4 separate regions of the Mus musculus genome follow, and all the other regions are linked to region 1. Evidence: chromatin loops called from intact Hi-C (ENCODE). Cell type or tissue: left cerebral cortex. All regions are shown on one strand. Region 1 overlaps 1110002J07Rik (RIKEN cDNA 1110002J07 gene). Region 2 holds the start of Nrbf2 (nuclear receptor binding factor 2). Region 3 has its middle 4.3 kb from the start of Gm31763. Region 4 holds the start of Gm46229 (a long non-coding RNA gene).

Region 1 (5,000 bases):
TACTGAAGATTTTTAAATGTAGCTGACAATGTTATTAAAATGTTACTGTACCGCGATGGTTGGGGAAATCAAAATCTGTTAAGGTTTTTAGAAGAGACTACAGCTTTCTTATTTTCTTTAAGTATATGTAAATCAAGGGTAGCTGTTGGCCATGTCAGGCCACGTACTCAAGTATACAAAAATGCTGCCCAGCACGTGCCGAATAGGGCCAATATGGAGGGTCTGGGTTGAGGTATTAAATAAACTCGTACCAGCCCTTGCCTTTGTATTCTATTTCTTTCTTCCTCTCAGGCTGGAACGGGGGTGGGGGGGTGGGGGGGGGTGCGAGCCACCTTAGTAGTTTCCTAAAGAGTGGTATTCTGGGCCAGGGTGGTAAAGCGCCAACAAGCGTGGGTCCTGGATGACTTGGGGTGCTGGAGCAGGGCAGCATCAGCTTTTCGTGATGATTCATCCATCTTGATTGTCCCTGTGCGGCACCTGGGAAGAGAGATCCTCAGTTGAAGAACTGGCTCCATCTGATCAGCCTGTGCGCTTATCTGTAGAGGCGTTTCCGTGATTGCTAACTGATGTAAGAGGGCCCAGGCCACTGTGGGTGGTGCCATTCCTAGGGGAATGGGCCTGAGCTGTACAGGAAAGACAGCTGACCAGGAGCCTGGGAGCAAGGCGGGTCTCCACAGTCTCTGCTTCAGTTCCTGTTTAAGGTCTTGCCCAGACTTCCCTCAACAAAGAAGTGTGAGCTGGGAGTATAAGCTGAAATAAACTCTTTCCTTCCCCAAGTGTCTTGCGGTCAAGGTGTTTATGTCAGCAACAGGAAAGCAAACTGGACCATAGCCAGACCCCTAATGCCTTGAACTTTTGGGTGGTAGAAGTGAGCACCTTATCTCTGTTTTATTCTGGAAACAGCTGAAACCACTTCCTGTGGGATCCACCCACTTTCTGGGTATTCCCAGCCACACCCTCCCTTGTTTCCCAGGGCCCAGCTTTTCTCTGCATCTCTGGTGTGACTTTCCACGTGCTGGGACAATTCTTCCAGTTTCCTCACTAGCTGCACTGGGAGAGACTTGGGCTCATCTCGTATTTCTGGCTGCATCGTGCCGCCACCATTTGGGGACTTCTGCAGCTCTCTTACAGAGCCATCTGCCCCCACGCTAGGCGGACAGTCTCCAGCTCTGGTAGCTGCTGGACTGAGGAGTCCTCCAGTTTGCAGTTTCCACCTGCAGTGGGGCTGAATATCCTGTTCCAGAAGCCCTTTGTCTACTTGGGCGCTTTAGTATTCCTGTCTCCGAACCCAGCGGTGGGAGACAAGGGGACATTCTCAGAGTCCCTTCTCAGGAGCACACTGGTCACTGACTGCAAGGTAACCATGAATGAACACTATCTTTCTCTGCTTTTTCTTTCAACCCCCCCCCCCTTGGCTTTCTCCAACAGCAAAATGATTTTGAGTTGTTTGGGGGCAGAGTAGGCTGGGAACTTTCTTGAGAAACGTATTATCTTTTTTTTTCATATATAGGTAAGACATTAGCTTTTTTTTTCTTTTAAAGATTTTGGTTTTATATTATTTATATGAACACATTCACATTATAGCTGTCTTCAGACACACCAGAAGAGGACATTGGATGCCGTGACAGATGGATGTGAACCACCGGGTGGTTGCAGGGAGTTGAACTCAGGACCTCTGGCAGAGCAGTCTCTCTAGCCCCTGAAAACTATTATCTTACTGCATAAGTCTAAGCTTCAAACATAGCCGCTCCTTCTCTGTGTCTGTCTCTGACTTGGCTGTAGCAAAGGTCAGGTTCCTTAGGAGGTTCAGTGACAATAACCAGAACACAGTGAATGGATGGCAGTGTGTGCGAATGGTTCAAGGTTTCAGCTGTGCTAATATGGCTGCGTGCTTGTCTCGGGGGAGTTTCCTCAGTCGATAAATAAGAGTGATTTTGCCATGATAGGGGTGAAGGTTCACTGACTTCAGATCCTGAAGGCTGTGTTCTAGTTTATTCTCTGCGAGGGTGTCCTCTCTGTCAACAGTAAGGACCAATTCCTGTTGACCCCGTTTGCCTCTTTATCTGTGGACCTTGGTTCTCTTGGCTGTGGTCCACGCTTCTGTCCTTACTACGTGTTAACATAGTGCAGGGTACCTCAGAGACAAGGACCTTAAAGAAAAAATACTCAATATCGGAAACTTCTGTCGAAACGTTACTACCACTACTCCGTGTATACGAATTCATTTAAAAAACTCATTTATTTCTGATGGTGCTAATGAGATACAGTTCAAGCTAGAAATAGGATTTAAACCTACCCAACCTAGTTCCAAGGCCTGTATGCTTAATTATTAAGCTAGATGACCTCTTATAGTCGGGACTAGTCGGGAGGAAAGAAAGGAGACATGACCTGTAGTTGTAGGTGACCTTTTGTCCTTTGATCAATCTTTAAAAATTGAAATGAATGTGCCTCAAATTAAAGATTATGAATCGGCGGGATGAATGCTTATAAAATGTGATCAATATATTTCTAATTATTAAATTATTATCATTATTACTATATGTGTGAATGTGTATGAGAGAGAGAGAAACATATTTATGGTTTATTTTGTGTGTATGCATGTGTGTGTGTGAGAGAGACAGAGACAGAGACAGAGACAGAGAGAGAGAGAGTGAGTTTTATGTTTATGGTGTATGTGCCAAGGCACGAAAGTGGTCAGAGGACAGCTTTGCTAAGTCGGTTCTCTACTTACACATTTACGTAGGTTCCAGAGATCAAACTCAGGTTGCTAAGCTGTGCAGCAGATGCTCACTGGACCATCTCACACTGGCCCTAGGCTATCAATATTTAAGATAAATAACGAATACATTAGAACTCACCTTTTTTTTTTCCCCCAAAATGACCTTTGGTCCCCAAATCAATCTGTGAAATGTAATTTTAATTCTCGAACAGAAATAGTAATTTAAAATTTAATGTCAACTAAGCAACTAAGACTTTCTTTGGCTTTTATTCAGTGACGCTTCTTGAAAGTACTTCAGCAGGCTAAGTGAATGATCGCACAATACAACTTTATTGCCATCTAGTGGCAATGTGGAGCATTGCAGAAGCGCCTGCAGAAATGCTGAGTTTTGCGCCCCCCCCCCCTCCTCCCCAATTCTTGGCAGCCACCTTCTTTGTCTCTATCAACATTAACCGGTTCTCTCGGGTGGCACCTCTTGACTCCCTTACCAGCCGCTTTGGCTGTACATTATGTTACTAATTTGATTTAGAACAGATTATTTCTTTAGATTTCTCATTTTGAAGGCACCATTTATCTTGAGAGTCCTCTCGGGGAACTTGCAAGACTCCTCATCTAAGAGACAAGTCTCTCAATGTGCAAATGGATGAAAGGTCTGTTGTCTGAGTTCCAGATGATCAATGTGGGAAGACACCCCGTGACATATGATTAAATTATTATGAGATTCTTTAGAGTCAGAGGAAAAAGAAGAATAATATATCAAATATGTCTTAGGTGTTGCTCTGGGGTCACACTGTCTCAGCATGTAGCAGCATGAACAGAAAACGTTTATTGTCTCACACAGTCTATGACTCCAGAGTTTCTAGATTCAAAGCCAGGCTGGGTCACCTGTCCAAAACAGACCCATTAAGAGAGTCAAGCAACATTGAAAAGCTGAGATTTAGTCACTGTGGCCACGTGGGGAAGAGGAACAAGCCAAGAGAAGGCCCACTTGACCTCCAAGCCTGTCTTTGTCCTGATGTGAACTTTAGGTTTAAGTAGAGAAAGCCTTGAGGTATAGGGCTCTCTGGAGTTGGCCTGACGCGTTGTCAGAAGTGTGTGAAATCTCTTCTTGCAGCAGCAAATTCCTCTTCTGGATGTCATAGCAGATTTTAGGTTTTCTCTCCCTCCAACATGGGATTCCTAGGAGTCTCCTGTCTTAATAATTGTCTGATACCAGCCCCTGCTTCCGGGCCAGGTCTCACTCTGTATCTCTGGCTGGTCTAGAACTCTATACATGGCCTAGACTGGCCTTGAAACTCATGCAGATCAACCTGTCTCTCCCTCATGAGTGCCGGAATAAAATGTGTGGGCCAGCACACTCCCGCAAGTGTCTCCCTTTTAAAGAACCATCTATCAGACCAGTTACATGGGGCCCAGGAACCTGGCATGGCTGGGTGTTCTGTCTCAGAGTTCTTCATTCAAGTGTAACATGGGGCTGCATTGTCTCAGAACTCTACAGGGTAGGAGGATGTGTTGCTAGGCTCACATAGAAGGCAGGTTTGGGGGTCTTGTTTGCTGCTGTCTAGATTCTCTGTCTCTCAGCATGTCAGCCCCTTCCTTGGACCCTCCAGAGCAACAGAGATCTGGGCCACTGTGATAAGGAACAACCCCAGGCTTGTCACAGACGGCTCGGTTTTAAGGCTGGTTACTACACCGCTGTCAAGCTTTATCAAACAGTAGCAGTTTGCACTGTTTGACAGCTTCAAGACAGAGGAACTGAAGGGACATGCCTTTCTCTTCAAGGCTTTGTTCAGCCTTGCCATGGCGACTGTCCTTACTCAGTCTTGAGGGTGATCTCTCTGGTTGCTCACATTTACCTGTAATATCACCTGCAGTGTCAGCTGCTTCCAGAACAGATTAATCAGGAGAGGTGCGGGGGGGGGGGGGCGGGGAGGATTGGATCAGTCTGGATAGATAGGAAGCCCTGTTCTGCTTTGTCTGTCTATCTATCTATCTATCTATCTATCTATCTATCTATCATCTATCTATCTATCTATCAATCACCTATCTACTTATGATCTATCACATCTATCATATCTATCTATGTATCACCTATCTATGATCTATCTATCTATCATCATCTATCACCTATCTGTCTATCTACCTATTTATCTATCTATCCACCCATCTGTCTATCATTTATCTGTCTGTTTACCTATTTATCCATCCATCCATCCACATCCATCCTTCCATCCATCCATCCACATCCATCCTTCCACCCATCCATCCACCCATCCACTCA
Region 2 (5,000 bases), 380 kb before region 1:
TATAGTTTCAGAGATTCAGTTCAATAGCATCATGGTGGGTAAACATAACACTGTCCAGGAAGGAATGTTGCTGGAGAAAGAGCTGAGTGTTCTGCATCTTGACCTTATTAATTTAATAAGATTTAACAATTAAATTATTTAAATATTTTTAAAAGTCCTGCTTTTCAGTTTCATCATCTTGGGAGAGTCTCAAATACCATGCCACCAGTCTATGTCACTGTTTCAGTTTCTTCTCTGTTGTTATGATAACACCTTGACCAAAAGCAATATTGTAGTGGGGGGGGGTGGGTTGGGGGGAGGTTGGTTGGTTTACAATCCCAGGTGGCAGTCCATCACTGAGAGAAGATGAGTCAGGAACTCAAGGCAGGGACTTCTTCAAGGTAGGTCTGCTTGCTATTCTCAACAGCATTACCTCTGATGGAGGAACTTACTTCACAGCCAAAGAAGCAGAGCAGAAACCATGGAGGGCACTGTTCTCTAAGCTGAGTATAATAATCTCATGGAGATTATTATAATAATCTCATGGAGGGCACTGTTCCCAAGCTGAGTATAATAATCTCAGCTAACACTTCTATACAGCTCAGGACCACCTGCCTAGGGATTATCCCATCCACTGGACCTGTGCCCTTCTACATTAGCTAAGACTCAAAACAATCCCTGCAGACTATCCACCAGCCAATCACATCCGGGAAATACCTTAATTGGGGCTCTCCACTTAGGTGACTCAGGCAGTGTCAGTTAAAGCTAATCAGGACAGCCATAGAACAAACTACCAGATACAATGGCTTGAGACAACACACATACTAAATAACAAATGCCATAGATCAGGAGTCTGGGCCTGGCCCGAATGGCTCCTTGTTTGCATCTTCCAAGCTTCAATCAAGGTAAGTAATTGGGGTCTGGTTAGTACCTGAAACCTTAGGGCCCACTTCACAACCCATGTGGCTTTTGAAATCATTTTAGATATATATGCTATATATTATTCATATTAAGTTATATATGTCATCTCTTCCTCCCCGTTTACAGATGTTGTACATTGCCTCTGCTCTTTCCTCGGCTGGCTTTTTAAGGTTTCATATTAAAAAAAAAAAATCACATCCCAGGGGGCTGGAGAGATGGCTCAGAGGTTAAGAGCACTGACTGCTCTTCCAGAGGTCCTTAGTTCAATTCCCAGCAACCACATGGTGGCTCACAACCATCTCTAATGGGATCTGATGCCCTCTTCTGGTCTGTCTGAAGACAGTGACTGTGTACTAAAATAAATTAAATAAATAAATCTTAAAAAAAAATCACACCCCAGGTGGGTTTCCTTTAACACCCAACCTGCGTCTCCACGTCCTCCAATATTACAAATTCTTAAAGGTACATTCATGTGGTTCTTTGAAGTTTTTTTCATTACAGAATTTGGTACTGTAAAACCTCCAGGTAAGGGGCTGGTGAGATGGCTCAGTGTGTAAGAGCACCCGACTGCTCTTCCAAAGGTCCGAAGTTCAAATCCCAGCAACCACATGGTGGCTCACAACCATCCGTAATGAGATCTGACGCCCTCTTCTGGAGTGTCTAAAGACAGCTACAGTGTACTTATATATAATAAAAATAAATAAATCTTTAAAAAAAAAAAAAAAAAAAAAAAACCTCCAGGTAAGCCCGGTTTCCTTCACACAATATGTTAGTTGTTCTCTCAGCTCCTCTCCATCTCCCTTTCTCCATAAACCATATCTACTTGCCAGTGGGTGCGGAAACAGAAAGACCTTAGCACAGTGATTTAGTACATAGTTGTTGAAGAACGGTTATACTTGGTGGCTTATAATCCTTCTTGCTTTAGAATTAGTTTGTGACCCTGGGGTCACTTATCTCTGTCAAATCCTCTCGGTGGAGTGGAGGTATGGTGGCACCTGCTCATATGCTCGACACAAGACTGCCACATGTACAAGATCTGGGCCACAGACTCTCTGCCAAAAGGCAAAAAATATGGAAACCTCCTGTAAGGCGGATCTAGTGCAGGGTGTTAACTTGGCTCAAATTTGCTTTTTAAAAAAAAGTCAACGGAGATAGAACAGAAACGGAGAAGGAGGGGTGAGGTACAAGGAGAGGACCTGAGAAAGCCTACGGGAAGGAAGAAAGGTCAAGCGTGCAGAGTGACCTTATTAACCAACTAGCCAGACCCGGCTCATCACGTGACAGCCGCCGCCGAAGTCTAGCAGAGCTCCCTCTCGCGAGGAGAGGGGCGGTTTTTGTCACTTAGCTGCTGCCCCGCCCCTAGCCCCGCCCACCCCATGCTCTCACCCCAGCCGCGCCCCCTGCCTCGCGCCGGCGCGTGGCGACGTCACGCCGCCGCGCGCAGCGACGCCGGGACGGCCCCCCGCGACGCGACGTCGGAGGCGGAAGTGGCGCGGCTGTCGCTCTTGGGCTCTCACTGCCGGCTCCGGGTTCTGCGAGGAGCCTCCTGCCAGCCGCCGCGTCTCCCTGCCCTCGCTGCCCCTCCATGTGCCCGGGCGCCGCCGCTCCGCCTCGGGCCGCTGCTCACCCCGGGGTTTATGGAAGTGATGGAAGGACCCCTCAACCTTGTGAGTGGTCGCGGGCTGAGTCGGGGACCGGTAGGCTGCGGGGAAACGCGGGCTGAGGGGGTCAAGCGGCACTGAAGGGGGAGCCGCGAGCTCATGGAGGGGACCCTGATCCCCGGGGCTCAGGCCTCTCCCTCGGGGCCCGTGGCATCTGCCCTGCTGGGACCGCGTCCCAGCGCCACGTAGCCGCCGCCTGCAGGCCGCGGGCAGAGTCGGGGTGTCGGGGCCGCGCCTCGCACACCGCACCCCCTCTTCCCTGCTGCCCTCGCAGCTGGGCTAGCGAAGGCCCCTCTGAAACAGCTGGATCGGAACCCCAGTCCACGCCCCGCAGCCCGGTGCCTTTGCTTTAAGGCTCACGAAAGTACCAGACGTGTTTGCCTTTCTCAGAAACACATACAGAGAGACACACAGGGGGCCGGGTCATTATTGTTTGGGGCAAAAAGGAACACACACACACACACCGCCCCAAACAACCCCACAAAACCCCAAACCTCCCACAGTTCTGTTCTAAGTGTGATCACAGGACATCTTCGGGTTTCCTGGGAAAAGGTTCATGAAATTCAGATGCAGACGTCTGGTTCCTTAGTGTTGCGGAGTAAAACTTTGCAAGTCCCAAGTCTGTAGGTGGTTTGCGATGATGCGGAGGGATTGAGAGCAGGACCGGGAAAGATTGATTGCTTCCTTTGGAACTCTGCCCTCCCTCCCGGCTTGGAAGAGCCTGGTCCGTGCTGTGCAGAGAAGCCAGAGTCTGTGGTTTCAGACTATGGATTTCTGGAGCCAAACTCCTGGATTTGAACTCGGGCTTAGTCACCTAATAGCCTCAAGAGACCTTGAACAAAAATTTTCACTTCATTGTTTTTTTTTGTTTTTGTTTTAACCCTCGTTCGTTGTGAGGATTAAAGGACTGAATAGATAAGAGACACGTAGAACTGTACGTTATGGATGGAACATTGGAAGAGTTAGTTGCTCCAGTGAGACCGTAGCCCCTGTCACTTAATGAGATTTGGGAGTGTTGAGCGTCAACGCTGGAGAGTGAACACCTAAAGCTATGGTTCCATCCCTGGCGCCAGGTTTGCAGCTCCGAGAAATCTACCCAAGAGTTACTAATTTAGACCCTGCGTCCGTTTCTAAGTGGATTACACTTCAGGCTAATGAGGCTACACTGGTGAGTTTTGGGGAGCTAGGGAAATAACCTCGCGCCTCTCTTGTTTGTAAGAGAATTTGTGTGGCCAACTATAGTTTGTAGTGAAGTATGGGTGGCTCACCAGGGAAACTCCACAGGAATATTATTAGTCGTAGCCAGCTGTTTACCGAGTGCTTCAAAGTTCAAGTGTCCTTGCCGAACGATCACTGGTTCACTTCCAGTTAGCTTCACTTGATTTGGCAGCAGGGTGTAGCCTAACCCTGGCTACCTGCTCCACAAGCGTATTCGGTGTTCCCTATGAGAACACTGAAACTGGGGCAGTGGAAGTTGGAGTACCAATCCCTCAGTCTGGGATAAAGGAGGCAGCTGGTGGCAATGGGACTTTTATTTAGCTACTGTGTGTTTGAGCCATGCTAGCTCCAAGCTCACTGTCGCCCAGGCTGGTCATGAGCTTAGCTTTCTAAATGCTGGGATTCCAGGCCCTGCTGAGGTTTGCTGTCTTAAATAGGTAAATTAGGAGGCTAGCACAATTCCATTATCCGGTCCTAAAATTTACGTGACAAATTTCAGAAATGTGGCAGTTTGAATTTTTAAGCCATTTGAGATTTTGAAGATTTCTGATTTTCAGCCTAGCTAACCATTGAAAGGTAACAGGGTGTTTACTTGAATGATTTAAGTGCATTGCAGAGTAGCATTGGCAAGCTTCTGTTAAAGAGGTGCTAGAGACTAGGGCTTGTGTCTGTGCGCGGGTCATTTCTGTGGAAATCAAGACAGCTTGGGAATGTCATTTCCCTCCACCATGTGGGTTTGGAGATTGAACTCATGTAAGCGGTGTGTGTTGTGTGTGTGTGTGTGTGTGTGTGTGTGTGTGTGTGTGTGAGTGAGTGTCTTTATCCACTGAGCCCTAGACTAAAGTTTTTTGAAGTTTTGTTTTGTTTCTGAATGTCAGTGAGTACACAGCCTTGTCTTCCCCCAACATGAAAAGGTAGCCCTAAATTCTGTGACTTAATGAAAGTTCTCGTAAACCATACAGTTCGTCATGGAAATGTACTCCAAATGCCTACTATGGAACTTCACTACTGTACCTGGGTTTAGAATCCCATGCCCTCAGAGCATCCTTGGGACTTAGTACAAGTGTGTGTGAGGTTTGCTGGTGAACAGGCCTAAGCTGAGGGGAATTAAATGATTGCTCAGGTCAGTCCCTTAAATACCCTGCATTCCAGCTTGTCATCACCTTCTAACAATGCTTTCCTATTAATGTACTTGTGGTTTTCATTTCTGTGTGCTCTTTA
Region 3 (5,000 bases), 91 kb before region 1:
CCAGTTTAGGGTGGATCAGATCCCCAACTTCAAATGTGGAATCTACTTCGGGTCAAAGATTCTTTAGGGAAAACCCCCAGAGAAAAACCCTGCTCCCCTCTACCCACCCATATGGGACTGTCTGGGGCCCAGCTGGAGTCCCAGTGCAAGATCCAGGGGTCGTCAGATGAAAATACTGGATTTATCTTATAGGAATAAGTTTCCTGTGCAGGTTTGAGACGCGCCAAGGGGTTGGACTGGAAATTTCTACGTTAGACGGAACGTGCGAGAAAGCCAGTAGGTCCATGCTGGGAGCTGGACTTGAGATTCCCCTGGTTTTAAAGTCAGTTCACAAGGAAAAGTCTCAGCCCCTCCCACGTGTCCACCCAGACTCGTGGGGCCGCCAGTCTAGGACCGGGAGCGCGCACAGCTGGCGGCCGGCAAGCCACAACTGGAGTGCTAACCTCCACACCCAGATGTTCCAGGACGGGGGCGGGGCTCCCGCAGAGGCAGTCCCTCCCTTTCGCAGCCCGGCTCCAGATGCCAGAGGCGATGGGCATTCCACCTCAGGGAGCGAGCTGGATCTGTCGGGGTAACTGGAGCTTTCCTGGGGACGTTAGGATAATGGCGTCCTGCCAGTAGGCTGCAATCGTGATAAACCCACTGCGTGGGAGTTAACAATCCTGGATCCCCAGGAGGTAATGGCAGAAGGAGGGAACCCTGGAGAAGAAACTAGGGGGAAAGCACGCTGTTGGTGGGTTGTGACTAGAGCGGAGTCTCCCCTCTACTTTGCCCTCTGTTCCTGTTTCGAATGCAGACCTTTCTAGTCCGGGTTGTCCACTGCTCCTTCTGGTCCCTCTTCCATCACCCAAAGTGGGAGGAGCTACAAGTACCCTCTCCTTTTTCTCCAAAACTTGAACGTGTCTGGAGAAGTGTGCCCTGCGAAGGAGGCCTTTCCCCTGTAATGTGAGCAGTTTTGGCGACCTGCTCAGCAAACTGCATTTGCCAAGGATTCAAGGCTGGCTGTTCCAGAGAGCCTGCGTCTGTTGGATGGTCCGATAAGAACTTATCATTTCCATTCAACTTGTTTAAGCTGCCCTTCATAAAGTTGTCCTCGGATTATTTTAAGGTTTTCATAACATCCCTGGTCATAACAACCAGAAGATCAGAGCCCCGAGGGATAGGAGTGGATATCATAATGGCAAAAAACGAAATCACAACCATGATGATAAAGGGTGGTCCTTTTTTCTTCAGACAGACGATGGCAGTCTTAAGGCCAGGCCTTCCCTCAACCCCCACCCCTTCAGGGAAACTCAAATAAATAGGCCCTGTCACCTCACCTGTTCACTGATACTAAACACTGATACTCAACTAATACTAAAACAATCCTTAGTGTGCCCTCTCCCAAGCCACCCTGGCTTCTCTGAGACTAAGAAACCATATGGAATTGGTGAGGAGCTGGCTATGTGACTTAGTTGGTAGAACGCTTAGCTAGCTAGCATCCATGAAGCCCTAAGGTCTGTGCGTCGAACTATATAATCCCAACTTGGTGGCACAAGCCTGTAACCTCAGCACATCCTAGACAGAGGCAGGAGGATCAGTTCAAATCATTCCTGGCTACATAGATAATTCCTGGCCATTACAGTGGGTCGAGGATGGGAATAAGGAAACACATTTGATGGTACTTAAATTTCATTAAAAACAACAACAACAACAACAATAATTTAGTATCTTTTATGTGTGTGTGTGTAGTTAGGGCCCCAGCTGTACCTTGGGTTCCGGGAATGTGGGAAGCCACATGTGCCGTCGCAAGGTGGCGCTGGCTACTGCTGGCCACCATGCGTAAGTTTGGGCAAACAACCAATGTGTACATATGCAGTAAAGTTTTTTGCCAAGACACTGCCTTGCCCGGGCATGATAATGAGGTTCTGTAAGTATAGCCAATCAGATGTGAGACATGCAAATGAGGTATGTTAATGAGGTTCTGTGAGGTACTGAGAGAGTAACCAATCAGATGAGGAACATGCAAATGAGGTATAGTGCATAACCAATCCGGGTGTGAGACACGCCTCTCCTAGGTCTATATAAGCAACACCAGTTCTGGGCTCAGGGTCTCTTCTCCTCTGCAATCAAGCTCTCCCAATAAACGTGTGCAGAAGGATCCTGTTGCAGCGTCGTTCTTGCTGGCGAGCCAGGACGTGTGCAAGACAGGAACTCAGGCTATTGGGCTTTTGTTTAGCCAGCCCTAACTTTACCCTCTTGGTGACTTTATAGCTTGAAGGTTTTTCCTTTGTTTTTTGTTGTTATTGTTGTTGTTGTTTTCAAGACAGGGTTACTGTGGGTAGCTCTAGCTTTCCTAGAATTTGCTCTGAGGACCAGGGTGACCTCACACTCAGAGATCTGCCTCCCAAGTACTGGGATGAAAGGACTATGCCACCACCACCCAAATTATAACTTGAGGATTTTTAGATGTCGTTCCTATGTGACTAATGTTTTCATATCCTTCCAGACCATCTCATTTTTAGCACCAAGCACAATCTTTTTTTTTTTTTCAGCTATTTCCAATCTAGTGTGTATGCTTAACACTAAATTCTGTTTAGGCTAAAATATCCTAAACTGTGAAAAAGAGAAAAACAAAAGGTGCCAGATTTTCCAGGAGATCACCACCACTTGATGCCAAGTGAACAAAAGATGCTTCTTACGTTTTAGTTTTGAGAGCTTGTCTTGGCCAGAGTCTCTGTAACACAATATTGTTGTCTGGTAGTTGAATGCTGGCTCCACAAAAAAATATAAATAAATAAATAGCACCATTTTTCCTAAACCTATGTGCCAGGTCATCTCCAGAGCCTGGGGAGTGGGGCCAAATAATCTCAGGAACATTTTCTAGCTCTGTGTTGCTGTGACTTTGCATAGCAATAGCTCAGAAGCAAGAGGTTCCAGATTTAGCTCTGAGTCCATCACGTGCCAGCTACTCTTGAGTCCGTAGCATTCTTCACAGAGGTTTCTGTTTAGGTTCAACCAGAATAAAATCGGCTTGACCTCCGGCAAGGCGTCTCCCCTCTTCTCATTCTTTCTAAGACAGGAATCACTGTAGCCCAGGCTGTCTGTGCACTTGCAATCTATCTAGTTTGAACTTTTGCTGTCTCTGCCTCTACCCCAGGGGCCCTGTAAGTACAGATGAATGTGGTTCTGGGCATCCACTCCAGATCCTCCTGTAGGCTAAGCAAAAGTGATTAACAGGTGAAATGGAAAAAAAAAAAGATGAATACAGGAAACCAGCTGGAAACAAAACTACAACCTCAAGCTAGCCCTGGGGCCTGAGGTTAATCAACATATGAGACCTTAAGCAAACAAACAACTGGTCCAGGCACATGGGCCACACACCTTTGGTCCCAGCACTTAGGAGACAGGCAGAGGCAACCCAATCTCTATGATTTTGAGGCCAGCCTGCTCTACATAGTAAGTTTCAGGACACTCAGGACTAAATAGAGAGACAAGGTTTAAAATAATAATAATAATAATAATAATAACAACAACAACAATAACAATAACATTATTATTATCATCATTATTATTTCTGTGCCAGAGATGCACACCTTCAATCTCATAATTTAGGAGGTACAGGCAGGCAGGCAGATCTCTGTGAGTTCAAGGTCAACTTGGTCTACATATTGAGTTCTAGGATGGCCAGCGCTACGCAGTGAGACTCTGTCTCTAATCTTTTTGCAGTCTTCATTTAGTTATAAAAGCATCATAAATTCATCCAAAAGGGCTGGAGAGATGGCTCAGTGGTTAGGAGCACTGTCTCTTCTTCCAAAGGCCTTGAGTCCAATTCCTAGCAACCACATGGTAGCTCACAACCATCTGTAATGGGATATGATGCCTCTTCTGGTGTGTCTGAAGACAGCTACAGTGTACTCATATAAATAAAATAAATAAATCTTTAAATAAACAAATAAATTCATCCAAAAATATTCACTGAGGGCTTCGTTCATGCTACACGTGGCAACGGGTGACAAGCCGGTGTCCATCCAATTCTTCAAGCTAGAACCACCATCAGTCACTAAATTGGGACCAATATTATATTCTAAATATCTAGTTTCCTATTACCGTGCCCCACCCCCCAACTGAGGTATTCCTGTGTTCCAGAAGGTGGTCTAAATCCCACTATGGTGAAATGCAGAAGGTGAGAAACCCTGCCAAGGAAATATAAGCCTGGCCAGTTAGAGCAAAGAGAGAGGAAGGAGGGAAAAAGGGGATGCGCTGGAGAAAGATGCAGTGCCAACGCCTGCAGCGGCGGCTAGAGAGTCACCCCACAGGTCACCCAGTAGCCCTGGGGTTTCCCTAGAAAGATCACAAAGAGGAAATGAAACTCAGACATGTCACAAGAGAATGAAGGGTATGTGTCTGACTGTCTCTCGGCTGCCTCAGTTAGCCAGCGGTAAAGGCTGACCCCACAGCAAACAAATGTCCCCGAACTTGGTGCTAACATTCCCTTGCCCTAGATATGATGACATCTCATCTCATTTCAGATGAGGTGGGGCACTTTCAGGATGGGGTGGCCATCATCATCTTGGCACATGTCCTGCTCTGACCTAGAGAGAAGGAGGTAACCAGGACACCTGAGACATTGCTTCCCTGGGCACAAAATAATCGTAGTCATGAATTCCCGTCAGAGCTCTACAATGACCTCAGCAGACTGGGTGCCTCTCAATCAGTTGCCTCTGCTCCATGAGGGGGCAGATTTCTCTCTCTCTCTCTCTCTCTCTCTCTCTCTCTCTCTCTCTCTCTCTCTCTCTCTGTGTGTGTGTGTGTGTGTGTGTGTGTGTGTGTGTAGCCCTGGCTGTCTTGGAACTCACTCTGTAGACCTGGCTGGCCTAGAACTCAAAAATCTGCCTGCCTCTGCCTCCCAAGTGCTGGGATTAAAGACGTGTGCCATTGCCTGACAGCGCTCTCTCTCTCTCTCCTCTCTCTCTCTCTCTCCCTCTCTTTCCCACTCTCTCTCTCCCTCTCTCTCTGTC
Region 4 (5,000 bases), 400 kb before region 1:
GGCCCGTTGGGGGAGAGAGGCTATCTCTCCTCTAGAGCCTATCTCATCACAGTTCAAGGAAGCCTTCCCAGTACAAATATGAAGGGTCTGAGAATGCTAATTAAAGCCTGGTCCTGCCCATGCCCACACCTCCTTTTGGGGGGGGCTGATGGAGAACCCCCCTAGAGACAATGCAGGCTGTACAGAATTGTTCTGCTTGCCCAGAGCGTTCATCCCACAAGCCTGACCCCTTTGAAGATTCTCCTTGGGGTCCAATCACACAAGGAATCAGACTTAAAGTATTAGTCATGGTGTCTGAGCCTTGGTCAGTGGACATATCTGACTCTGAGTAAACCTCCTGAGAGAGCCCAGTTCTCCAATCTCTTTGAGCTCTACAGGAAGAGGCAGCAAGCAGCCCCAAAGCCCTGGGCTTTGAGTACTGTGGGATCAGTGACTATCAGCTCAATACCACCCTGCTTGCCTTGAGCCGCCATCCTGTTCACCGTGTCCCATGTCTATTCTGGAGACCCTGACAAACCAGAGTGCCAGGCGAAATCAGTTAAATCTCAAATTGTGTCCTACACCTCTAGAGAAGTTCAAGAATTTGGGGCCTGGAGTGTTATTAATGGTGGGAAACTTTCCTGGCTCTCCTCTAAGCTGAAGCAAGTGCTGAGGGAGGCAGGGCCACACCTTCAGTTCCAGGTCTGGGCCTGCGTCTTTGGTTCATCTGAAGACCACAAGATTGATACTCTGGGGCCTAGTGACAGCTGGGAGGTGACAGAAGAATATCATGAGCTAAGTTCCTTCCTATGCACACGGTTCTAAGGAAGAGTTTCTTGCCTGTGACCCCAGAATTGGAAAGATTGAAAGAGGCAAGATCTCAAATTCAAAACTAGCCTGGGATATATAGTGAAATACTGTCTCCAACTATCATTAAATGAGGGGGAGGGGACTGGGTTCAGAAGTAAAGGGACCTTGATATCTATAAAGAATATATTGTGTTACAGACTGTGGTCAGCATGTGTGTAATATCTTGTAGTCCTTCTGTCTAAATGAAGCCTGTGCCCTCTGAGTAGCATCTCTCTATCCCTTCCCCCAAACACCAACCCTTGTGGCCATCTTTCAACTCCTTCCTTGGTATTTCTCAGCTCTATCAGAGCCAAGAGCCTTTACTCAGAGCCACATTAAGGACATCAAAAGGAAACTCAGATGGTACAGTTTGCCTATGCCCATAAGTTAAGTACATGCAGGTGTGTGTGTACAGACATATAAGTATATGCACATACATGAATGCATTATGTTTCTACCGATCATAAAAGGGGGAAGTGGGAGACCTAGTCATGGAAGAATTAATTCCATCGGCACATGACGGGCATGACTAGACCTGAAGACAGAATGAAGCTGTTTGATGTTTTCTTCCATACATTGAATCACCATGAATGTAAGAAGCCATACTCACCCACTGATTATAGGCATGCTACAAGCCACTCAAATGCTAGCAGGAAACACAACCTTTCATGATGGAGTTACCTCAATAGTCAACAACTCTGGGTAATGCTTTATGCAACACACACACAAAAAAAATGACTTTGTAGTAATTTTGTATAATTCTAGCTAGCCTGGGTAAAAGACACACAATCCAGGTATTTTATTTACAAACTGCGAGCCTAGATTGGGAAGATTTGGAGCTGTTCTGACTTATACCCTAGCCATATATTCCCATGTTACTTGCTGTTTCTCCTGGCCACGGGCTCATGGTCCATCTCCCCTCGTGGTGGCTCCTCCACATCCCTACAACTCTCCCTCTCTCTTCCTGCAACCCCCTCTCTCAATCCTCAAGTTCATCTTTCTCCCTCCACTGCCCAATCACAGGCTCTAGCCTTATATTGGCCAGTTAAATTGGGGAACAAGGTTTACACAGCTTCACTTGGTGTGCATGAGGGTCTGCTCATTTGGGGCAACCAGATTTCAGGAGTCAGTATTTAGCCTTAGAATACAAGCCACATCAGACGAACCCAATACATGACTTTAAAAAAAAATCAATTCACATGACTACTGCATCATCTCCAGAGATGTCAAGGATGTTAAAACTCAGCAAAGAATACTTAGCCACTAAGTATTTGAAGCTCTACAGCAGGATTCTTGGCACAGGTTTTTAGGTTGGTTTTTTTGTTGTTGTTGTTGTTTTGTTTTGTTTTGTTTGTTTTTTACTTTCCCTGTGTGGCTGTGTAACACAGCACAACATTTAACACTGGGCTATATGGAAGGACAGTCTATCACTAGGATTTGCTGAGAGTCTGACCATATATTGCCTGTTATTTTAGACACTTCCCACCTTCTCTCCCACCGTGTCACTAAATGCCTGGAGCACCCCCAATCATTGTGTTCAAAAGATTCCCTCCTACGTGTTCTCAACGCCCCCAGGGAGCAGTGTCACCCCACGGGGTGGTAACTAGGAAGGACTCACACAGGAGCTGTGACCAGATGGTCACAAGGAAAAGACTTCCCTGTCTAGCATCACACCAACAAGCTTGGACACTTCACAGAGCAGAGAGACTGCTGGGCCCAGAGTACACTTAGTGAGGCATATGGTGAAAGGCTGGCAGCTTTGGAACAGCAGACAGATGTCATACCTTGTAGTATCTTACAGGACAAAGCCGAGATCTGGACTTTTTCATTGGTGTGCAAGGGTTTTGGAGATGAGCATAATACCACAGTCCTGTAATCCCAACTACTTGGAAGACTAAGACAACAGGATCATAAATTCAAGGCCTGCCTGGGTAACATAGGGCTAAAAACAAGTCTAGGTAATTTAGTGAGATGCTTTATAAAAATAGGACTGAGGGTGCAGCTTGCTGGTAGAGTATATGCCTGCCATTCACAGTGCCCTGGGTCCACTCTGTAGTCCAAAAGAAAAGAGAAGGAGAGTTGCTAAGCAAGGAAAAGAAAAGTTCATTATTTTAACTTTGGTAGTCATGTAGCTGTAAGAAGCAAATGGTGAGAGGAGAGGCAAGAGAGTCAGCTGAGAGGCTTCGGGTACTCAGAGGGGAAGTTAGCATGGTCCAAGATGGAGAAAAGAGAGTGGGGTCTTAATTTCATTTCTGTTGCCATGGTGGAACACCCACCCCAACAGAAGGCAACTTAAGGGAAAAGGTTCTACTTCACCTAAAAATTCCAGATTAGAGTCCATCACTGCACAGAAGTCACAGCAGTGGAAGCTTGAGAGGGCTGGTCCTATCACATCTACAGTCAAGAACAGAAAGAAGTCAATACGTTGATGCTCACTTGATCGCTACACTTCACTTGGTTTCTCCACTCTTGTAAGGTTCTGGACCTCCTGCATAGGGAATGGTGCTGCCCACAGTAGACTGGGCTTTCATTAGCTTGATTAAGACAATCCCTCGAAGACACGCCCACAAGCCAACCCCAAGTAGACAGTGCATCACTGAGACTCTTCCCAAGTTATTCCTGGTTGTGTAGAGTTGACAAGTAAAGCTGACATTACATGTAGCCTCGAGAATAAATGTCAGGAAGGAAAGAGGGAGTCAGTAATGACCTGAAATGAGTGTCAGACAAGAAGTCAACAAGGAAGAATGATAGCGGGCTTAGTTTTGTTTTTATTACTAAGGAACAGAAATTTCTTTCTCACAGTTCTGGAGGTTGGGGAGGCCAAGATCAGGGTGCCAGCACCTTCAGTGACATTCTGGTGACAGTGCTTTATCATCACTTTTAACATTAACAATTCTGCAATTTCTAGCAAAGGTCCCTATATTGGCATATAGGAGTAATTTGGGGTTTTTTTGTTTGCTTGCTTGCTTGTTTGCTCTAGTGAGTATCCATACTTTTGTTTGGCACTCATTCCATTTGAGATTCCCTGTGGGTATCTAGGTAACATCAAATAGGTTCCTGGAGTCAGGCAAATGATGCAGGCCTGTAATTCCAGGATTATCAATCAGTTCAAGGTCAAAAAACAAAAAAAAAAACAAAAGCAAACAAACAAAAAGCCATCTGAAATTTAGCCCTGAGAACTTGAGTTAGGGTTTGTTTGTTTGGTTTTTTTTTAATAGCATTTTTGGAGATTCATTTATTTTTATGTGTATGCATTTTGTTTGTTTGTTTGTTTGTTTTGTTTTTGTTGTTTTTGGTTTCCAAGATTGTCTTGCCTACATGTGCCTCGTCTCTCTCTCTCTCTCTCTCTCTCTCTCTCTCTCTCTCTCTCACACACACACACACACACACACACCTATAGAAACTAGAAGAAGGCATCAGATCCCGTCTGAACTCAGGTCCTCTGGAAGAAAAGCAAGAGCTATTATTTGCTAAATTATTATTTGCTAAACAAACTCTCTAGCTTCTGAGTTTGTTCCACAGGGAAAGAAAGTAGGGACATGACTGGACAGTAGAGAGGCAGAAACAGTGATGGGAAAGGTGTTTAATGGTGAGCTCTATTAAGGTGAGCTTGCATTATGAGCCAGATGGGAGAAAAGGAAGAGCAGATTGTGGGAGCCAGGACCACGAAGTGAAGCAGAAAACAACCCTTCATCCCTGAGTAAGAGCTGACCATTGGGAAGATAAGACTGAGCTCACTGTGCCAAGGTGTGCCCTATCTTTACATCAGAATCTCAGCAGAGAGAGCAGAGGGCCAGAGTTCATGAAGTTTTAGAGTCTGGCTTAAGGCATCTCTTTCAGTGAAAGGCAGAATGAGGACTAGATTAGAAATAAACAAGAATTATGAAAGAACAGCTGGGATCTGAGCATGGTATGAACCCAGGAGGGGAGGAATACACAGCCGTAGGCATCATGGGCATCGTGGTACTGGTCAAGGAAGGAAGGAAGGACATTTCCCAAATGATTGTCTCAATTTTCTTCTGTTTTCCTGATTACAAGAAAGGTCACGAACTAAGAGTGAGAAGGGCTTGTGTGGTACACAGGAAATCGGGAGAGGCTTGCTCAGGAGATGCTGCCATTTTGAAGAGCAAACAAGAGAACAAGAGAACATGTGTAGAACCTGCAATAGGAGA

Evidence for each region. Peaks named below come from ENCODE experiments on the same cell type or tissue, not always from the same donor. Only the 100,000 strongest peaks of a DNase experiment are listed, where the experiment ranks them.
Region 2: it touches region 1 in a loop (2.5-fold over the local background); 2 of 42 quality-filtered maps call a loop at or near these places.
Region 3: a loop joins it to region 1, with 4 times the contacts of the local background. A loop is called at or near these places in 21 of 42 quality-filtered maps.
Region 4: it touches region 1 in a loop (3-fold over the local background); 20 of 42 quality-filtered maps call a loop at or near these places.

What each region holds. Positions count from the first base shown.
Region 1 is chr10:66,907,450-66,912,449 of GRCm38, reverse strand. 1110002J07Rik (RIKEN cDNA 1110002J07 gene) reads left to right here. Exons shown (of 5, transcript NR_138561.1): 5 at 1-260. Among named protein-coding and RNA genes, the nearest start is that of 1110002J07Rik, 10 kb to the left of the region's middle. In left cerebral cortex, a CTCF peak has its summit at 3,045 (motif pointing left); DNase peaks (open chromatin) are centred at 626, 1,087, 3,064 and 3,311; H3K27ac peaks cover 718 bases.
Region 2 is chr10:67,282,664-67,287,663 of GRCm38, reverse strand. It overlaps Nrbf2 (nuclear receptor binding factor 2), which reads left to right and starts at 2,383. Exons shown (of 4, transcript NM_001036293.2): 1 at 2,383-2,567. The coding sequence starts at 2,538. Gm46200 (a long non-coding RNA gene) reads right to left here and starts at 2,231. Exons shown (of 3, transcript XR_001779690.1): 1 at 2,144-2,231. In left cerebral cortex, CTCF peaks have their summits at 1,266 (motif pointing left) and 2,759; DNase peaks (open chromatin) are centred at 2,222, 2,360 and 3,038; H3K4me3 peaks cover 2,142 bases; H3K27ac peaks cover 1,045 bases.
Region 3 is chr10:66,998,305-67,003,304 of GRCm38, reverse strand. No RefSeq gene overlaps it. Among named protein-coding and RNA genes, the nearest start is that of Gm31763, 4.3 kb to the left of the region's middle. RefSeq lists an enhancer at 1-1,387. In left cerebral cortex, no CTCF peak of the experiment used is centred here; DNase peaks (open chromatin) are centred at 453 and 2,956; H3K4me3 peaks cover 737 bases; H3K27ac peaks cover 740 bases.
Region 4 is chr10:67,302,626-67,307,625 of GRCm38, reverse strand. Gm46229 (a long non-coding RNA gene) reads right to left here and starts at 3,613. Exons shown (of 2, transcript XR_001779791.2): 1 at 3,145-3,613. In left cerebral cortex, no CTCF peak of the experiment used is centred here; a DNase peak (open chromatin) is centred at 2,498.